3 separate regions of the Homo sapiens genome follow, and all the other regions are linked to region 1. The links are chromatin loops, found by intact Hi-C in ENCODE. Cell type or tissue: heart left ventricle. All regions are shown on one strand.

Region 1 (2,500 bases):
CTCTCTCTTCTGTAAACTCAACCCTTTTCCAATCCCATTGGGGTGGGGGTGGGGGGTGCTGGAGGTATAATCGTCTATTTGAGTTTAAATGCGTCTCTCTTTCCCAGGCTAGTAGCTGAGTTTTCCAATAGCCTTTCTGGCGGTTTTAGGAAATCGTGTCCTTTATAAAAAATAATGCTACCTAAATAAGTGTTTTAAACATCTGAAGATGCCAGTCCCTCACCCTATCCTCTGATGAAAATAAAAGCAATAAAAAATAATGAACTTTAATAAACTGGGTGGTTTTTTTTAAGCGTTGGGGTTCATGGAAGCTCCCAAACGCTTTTTTTCATTTAAAAAGAAAGATAACCAGCAAACAAACCAATCTCAGGAGGAGTCCACAGTGGAGGAGATTCGCCTTCCGTTTCTGCATAAAACCAATACATTTTACTTGGAGGGTAATTTGCCAGAGTTGAGCGAGACGAAGCCGTGTCTAAATAAGTACATGACACTAAATTTCCTTTTAAATCCACCTTTTACACCATGGCCAGTCGCTTGTTTAACTCCCGTTCAAGGGACACGGTTTTCAAACGTGACCTTTTGGGGAGATGTGGGAACTTCCCCTCATTTCTTCTTCTGTGCCGCTAACCTCTTTCCTCCTCCGCGCGGCATCTCCAGCCCCGGCAGTTTGTAAATTGCCCGTTTTGCCCACCCTCCTGGTGGGCGTTCTCTCCCCCACTCCACTCCTGCCCCCTCTGTCCTTTCTTCATTGGCGTCTTCGGAGCAGATGCATCTTCTTTCTTCTTGGCCTCACTCTCCCGTTCCCCCGTCAGTCCCCCCACCCGCGGCTCCCCACTTGCCCCAGCTCTCCTCGCCGCTCCTCCCCGCCTCCCCGCGGAGGGTTGACCCTTCAATTCGGAGTCCCGGCCTGTGGGCGGGCGGGGGAGCGCCGCGGCTGTAAGCCGAGGATCAGGCGGCGGCGCGGAGAGCGCGCCCGGGCGGCCAGCGCCGAGCGCGCGGAGCTGGCGTGGGGAGACACGGCAGGAAAGGCGAGTCGGAGTGGGTGATGAGAGGCCGGGAGAGCCCGTCCGAGCCGGAGAGACCGGAGAGAAGGGAGCGAGCGACTGTGCGGCGCTCACGCTGCCAGAGCCCGGGCGGAGTGCAGTCGCCTCCAAAGCCTTAGAGCGGCGCCCCAGTCACTGCAGCTCTTCACCCTAGAGCTGTGCCCTGGGACCACAGAGACCAAGAGCATGGAAATCGGCTGAGAGGTACAAAAGAAATAAGGAACAGATTACGAGAAAGCGGGGAGGGTTTCCTGGCGAAATACGGAGGCTGAGCAGATGGAGGAACAATGCCGCCTCCAGAAGAAAACCCTTGCCTGAACCCTCGGCGGAGCGCAGAGGAGCTGCTTTCAGCCTTCTGCTCTCCCCAGGCCCTCCGGCTAGTTCTGGGGTTGGTTCCGCCGGTTAGTTTGACAGGGATAAGAAAGTTGCTCTTCTTCCCCACAACGTTTCCTGAGAGGTGGTTTTCAGATCTGTGTGTTTCCAGTCAAGATGTCACTCCCTAGATCCCCCGCGTTGAGCAACTAATATATTATGCATTATTGGGCAATAAACTCTCCTGGGAAGAGAAGGTATTCCAAACATTTAAACCGTTCTCCACCGACTCCTGCCCGCCTCAACACAATGCCTTGTGAGTAGAAATGAAAAACCACCTGAATTTAAAATTATTTAGGTTGAGATTTTGCATTGGGAATAATTTCTTCCAGAGGAGGTTGTTAGTGTGTTATAGAGATGAGGGATATTACATGTCCAATATTTGATTCATTTGTGATAATTCTAAATCATGAACAGTTGGCCTCCACAAAGGTACTATTTCTTTTTGCATTTCCAGGGCCATAGTGATACATATAACACTTGGGAAACGTGAATTCGTATAGTTAACCCAGTATCTGTTACTCTGCATTTTTACAGGTAGTTAATATACTCATTTTCCCTCTTTTTATACTCAAACTCCGGTAGACTATTTTTGCTTAAGTCAATTGAGTTGTCATGCTGTACATGAAAATTACAGGGTCTTAATGCATTTCTCACCATTAATTGTGCTCAATTATTAATAGGATCATAGATATTAAAATGTCACTGAGAAAGGGTATGTGTACCTATGTTTGAGTGTAAAACCTATAAAATGTCTCAGCATTTCTATCAGCCATTGTAACCTAGCAGAACACAAGGTTTTTGAAATGAGCTCAGAAGCAAGGGCCATTCATATATTTAAAATATTAAATGTTAAATGCAAAAACATTAAATTTACTGTGCCTTTGGCAGAGAATGAATCTAAGTCTACTTGCACTGCAGAGTGATTGAGTGATTCACAGAGAAAGTGGAAGTTAATCATTACTCAGGCCTTCTGATTACATGGTTTGATTAAAAGAAGTAACTGTTTTCTGTAAGCCTGCTATTCTGCAGTTAGTCTTCCCAATCCTCTTAACATAAGCAGAAATTGAGGGAGTCAATCTTTC
Region 2 (2,500 bases), 580 kb before region 1:
GAGAGATTTACAGCCATATTCTCTACTGCTAGATTTACAAGTTTTGTTTTCTTTCCCTTGGTGGGGGGGCTTTGTATTTTAATAATTTTTGTATCTCCTATCATTTAACATTTATGATGTATAAGAGAAAAACATGTTAGATTATTATTCAAGTGAATTCCTTCACTCTTTCAATAAAGAAATGGAGGTTGAGGGGATTTTTGGATTAGAAATCTCACAACTAGACTGGCTGAATCAGAGAAGAACTTAGGTCTCTTCTCTCCCAGGCTAGATTTCTTTTCTCCTCCTCCTTCCATTGGACTGCAGTGCTCTCTAAATGAAAGTTTAAATAGTCTACAAATTTCCTCACTGTTTTGTGCCAAAGAGATTCTAATCCTGCCACATAGTACAGTAGAAAAACTTTTGCCATATATTTGGCTTTTTTATGTTTAAATATTCTCATCAGCTGTATTGAATTTGTCTAGGTTTAACTAATTGTAACTTAAACTCTAGGTTACAAGAGCATTCTCTTTCTCCAAAACTCCAAAAAGAGCTCTTCGAAGGGCTCTTATGACATCCCACGGCTCAGTGGAGGGAAGAAGTCCTTCCAGCAATGATAAGCATGTAATGAGTCGTCTTTCTAGCACATCATCATTAGCAGTAAGTTATTTTGATTTAATGGGGTAAATGACTTATTTATGAAGTTGTTATGGAATTTGTTAACTTCTAAAAATTGGAAATATTTCTTCCATTTTAAAAAAATTTTAATAATTTTATTTAACCCAGTATGCTAAAATATTATCATTTGAATGCGAATCAATGTAAAATTATCAGTGAGATATTTTCATTCTTTCTTATGTACTAAGTCTTAAAAATGTGGGGTGCACCTTATACTTACAAAGCTGGCTGCATTTCAGACTGGCTGTGTTTCAGGGGTTTCATAGCCACAAGTGGCTAGTGGCTCCTGGAAGGACAGCACAGCTCTGTACACTAGCACTGAAGAATCAGCATGGAAAGCATGATGCTAGGGGAGAGGAGTTCTCCCCTAGTGCACTTTAAACCTTGGCATCCTATCATACGTCATTTTTTAAATATTTATATCCAAACCTCTAACCTCTTTATTGGGTAAAGGCAACTGAGAAAACCCTACTATGAATGAACTAGAGACATACTTAATGTGTAGTTTATTTGATAGGAAATTTTACTGGGATTGAAATATGTTCTAAAATCTCTGAGAAAAGAAACGCGTTTCAATCTGGCCTGTCACTTTACTAATGTAAATAGCTATGATTCTGTTTATACAGATCGGTTCCAATGACATAGCAGAGACCGAGTTTTATTCCTTTTACTATTTTTGTGATGAGTAGAATATAATCTCTGAAACTGTATTTCAGAGGATGATACGAGTTCTAAATTCATGTATATTGTATATATATGTATGTATATTTAAAGTGTTTCCTGAACAATCCAAATTTCCAACAGTTTCAGAATTATTATTAGATATTTAATACTACTATTACTAAGTATTTGAGTGAAATATCTGTTCTTTATAAAATTATTAACCTACTGAAGTTAAGAAAAGCAAGTGACTGTCATTTCTTAGCTGTGTGTCCTGTAGCAAGTTTCTTATTCTCTCAACTGCATTTTTGCAGATGATGTTATATACTGAGGGGCAATTTGGGTGGTGATTAAGAGCATGGACTCTGGAACCCTAGTGTTCAAATCCTTGCTCTGCTATTTACTAGCTGTATGTGTTTTGGCAAGTTATTAACAATCTGTTTCAATTTCGTTGTCTGTAAAGTGAGTCTTAAGTAGTTATAAGGATTAAGCGAGTTATTATATGTAAAGTGCTTAGAACAGTACCTGGCACATTGTGAGTGCTCTTGAGTTTTATAAGTGATTTCTTTTTATTTATAAAATTTCCGCAGGTAAGACACATAAATAATACTCATTAAATATATATTTTAAAGTTGCTTAAAGTCTTCAGTTAACACATCAAAGAGTTATGGCTAAATCTATTAGTGTATTTATACAGGTTTTTCATCAACATTAATCTTAACCAATGGGAGAGAAGCTGCATTTAGTTGATAAAATGAATATATGCAAAGTAGTTTGGCCAATTAAAATTGACAAATGCAGATAAACATTAATTTGTGAAAATTAGATTATAGCTTTCTCGAAGCCACCTGTAGCAACTATTGTAAACATTTTCATCTTTCAAATGAAAATAAATGAATTTTATAGAAAATTTTAGAAAATTAATTTATTTATGGTTATGTCACTTTTAATAGACAGCATATGTAAGAAGCAGCTAAAATACCTTCAAGACATTAATGTCATCTTCTCAATTGCTTGTTTCTGTTCTAACAGATTACCCATTCTGTTTCCACAAGCAATGTAATTGGATTTACTAAGCATGTTTATGTTCAGCGCCTAAACTCTACTGGTGGGCGCTCTCAGTACTCCTGGTTTCAATCTGTACGTCATTCTGCTTTCCGAGCTAGTTTTTCAGAGATACTAG
Region 3 (2,500 bases), 590 kb before region 1:
AGGCTGGTCTTGAACTCTTGAGCTCAGGCAGTCTGCCCACCTTGGCCTCCCAAAATGCTAGGATTACAGGCGTGAGCCACCGTGCCTGGCCAAAAAAAAAAAAAAATCTTATTGAAAGCAAGTTGAAAATGAAAGTTGCCAATCTATTTTTCTCATGTGAACCTCTTAAAAATGAAATGCTATCATAAATATATAATTATCATTATACTATACAGATTAAAGTGAAAATAGATGAGAGAATCAAAATAGGGAAGTTAAATGACTTGCCTGAAATCAGGTATCCCTGGATGAAATCCAGGTCCCTAAAAGATAATTTGATTTCTTCCTCTCTATATATGAGAGAGACACATGTGATAGACAGATATAGACCTCTTACTCTTTGCACAAATGACATAGATTGAAGAGAATATATGGATATAATAGATGACCCTTTTCGGTACAATGGTACTGTAACTGAGATTGCATTGGGTGTTTCTGTGGGAATGAAACATGTAATTACAGTTAAGTGTGAAACCTTGGAAGACATTTAGGTTTAATGTGGTTTATAAAGTAAGTATTCATTGATGAAAACCTCCTTCCAAAGTATTTAGAACAATAATCAGACTTTTTGTTTGTGTGTGTGTGTGTTTAGATTTCTATGGACCAATAATATGTTCTTATAAATAAAAAATTGTTGCACAAAAGATTCAGAGAGGGAAATACAATGCTAACAAATACAATAGAATGCTAGCTAGAAAAATGATGGAGACCACTTTTGTTATAAATCTTTCAAAACTGCTCATTGTAAGGTTTTTTTTTGTAGGTATCCATCCACTTTTTCTAGGTATCCATATATAAAATGGTTTTATCTGTAGAAGTTCCTTAATGCAGAAATTACTCCTGCTCTTATCAGAATGTCAGACTAGATAGTTTATAGAGTCCTTTCCAAACTTATAACCCTAATACTGAAATGAAACATTAACAGAAAATTTTTCTTATAATCTATTGAATTACTAGCCACATGATGGCTAATAGTACTAGAACTGAAATATAATAACATATGGAAGAAATTCATAAGTAAAATTAGCCACAAGATGGCAGCAAACGTTTAACTATGTTCTGACTTATCCTTACACTACAAAATTCTTTCAATCTATTGAAATTTTGTTCTTAAGAAATACGTTTGTAAATTCAGGTACTCGGTGACTTTGGTTGAGCCCTTTCCTGCGTTTAAAGTTCTACATATAGTAAATGTTTATAAAGCCCTGAGAATTTTTCCTGTGAAGATAATGTGTGTGTATATCTACACACACACACACACACACACACACACACGCACACACACACGTGAAAGATGTAAAAAGATATAAAAATCTCTGATTCTTTGAATTAGTAATTTTTGTTTTTGGTACCCTGTATATATATAATTTTTTGGTACCCTAAGTAACCTGAGCTTTCTTAATTAAAAGAGTAAAATAAGCACAACTAATAAGCACAACTATTTTATTCTATACTATTTCATTTGTCGTGTCCGCTCATTAATGATGTAAGAGTTAAAATTATCAGGCTGAAAGAAAAGTTAATCTGATACCATTAAGTTTGAACCTAAGGCCAAGAGCATGACTGACTGATTCTTGGTCGAAGCATCTTAATCGACTTTCTCCCCATGGATGTCATGTCCCATATTTTGTTATTTCAGAATCTAAGGATTAAAGTTTAAATCTATTGAAGATCTTATGTCTCAGAATCCTTATGTATGTATTTTTGGTCTCTTGCCAACATGTAACCTTTAATTGCATGGTCTGTACTCTAACATTCATATATTGCCTAAGATAAGCTGGTAGCTTTGTGGAGGCCATTATGATTTCTGACCTCTAATGTCAGAAGTATAATTTTATTAATAAGTAAATTTAAGCAACGATAACCTTTCCCGAAGTTTGGTTAGTTTAAAAGTAACTTGATAATTAAATGCCATGTGCTACAATTTAGTACTTTTGCCGCTACCTTTATATTTCTTTTGAAATTTTTCAAAACTTTTCAAAACTTATCCTACAATGGTTAAATAAATCACCATTGGCTACTTAAGAGTTGCAATCTTCATTCTGAGTTTTTAAACTTGTAAGTAGAATTTCTAACTGCATGAGAAATAGACCAACGATTGGACATATATTAAAAGTTTGTGCTTGTATGCCAATAATATTTATAATGAAGTTAGTATGATTTGTATTTAAAACTATAATTATTCTTCCATTTATTAGGCATACCTAGTAAGTTGTTAGTATAAATGTCTGTTATTGATACCACTTTAATTTGGCCAAATCAGAAGCTCTAAGTTATAGAGTTTGAGGAAAACACTGAGGCACAGGCTAAAGGGAGGGGACACGTGATAGTAGATAGGATCTGGGGGTTTGAAGACTAGGGTAAGAGGAGAGCTTAGGGAAAGGGGAGAAGTGTCTCATAACTCACGAGTAAACAGGTTAATTGGCTTAAGATGTCAAATGCTAGAAAATTTCCTGGGAAT

The links. Hi-C counts contacts between places; a loop is a spot of excess contacts. Peaks named below come from ENCODE experiments on the same cell type or tissue, not always from the same donor. Only the 100,000 strongest peaks of a DNase experiment are listed, where the experiment ranks them.
Region 2: a loop joins it to region 1, with 5 times the contacts of the local background. A loop is called at or near these places in 14 of 110 quality-filtered maps.
Region 3: it touches region 1 in a loop (4-fold over the local background); 14 of 110 quality-filtered maps call a loop at or near these places.

Annotation. Positions count from the first base shown.
Region 1 is chr3:173,396,817-173,399,316 of GRCh38, forward strand. NLGN1 (neuroligin 1) reads left to right here and starts at 928. Exons shown (of 7, transcript NM_001365925.2): 1 at 928-1,247. In heart left ventricle, a CTCF peak has its summit at 1,148; DNase peaks (open chromatin) are centred at 965 and 1,365; H3K4me3 peaks cover 2,500 bases; H3K27ac peaks cover 1,519 bases; H3K27me3 peaks cover 480 bases.
Region 2 is chr3:172,816,199-172,818,698 of GRCh38, forward strand. It overlaps ECT2 (epithelial cell transforming 2), which reads left to right. Exons shown (of 25, transcript NM_001258315.2): 24 at 493-639. Among named protein-coding and RNA genes, the nearest start is that of ECT2, 67 kb to the left of the region's middle. In heart left ventricle, no CTCF peak of the experiment used is centred here; no DNase peak of the experiment used is centred here; H3K27ac peaks cover 630 bases.
Region 3 is chr3:172,808,285-172,810,784 of GRCh38, forward strand. All of the region lies in intron 22 of ECT2 (epithelial cell transforming 2), which reads left to right. Among named protein-coding and RNA genes, the nearest start is that of ECT2, 59 kb to the left of the region's middle. In heart left ventricle, a CTCF peak has its summit at 1,046 (motif pointing right); no DNase peak of the experiment used is centred here.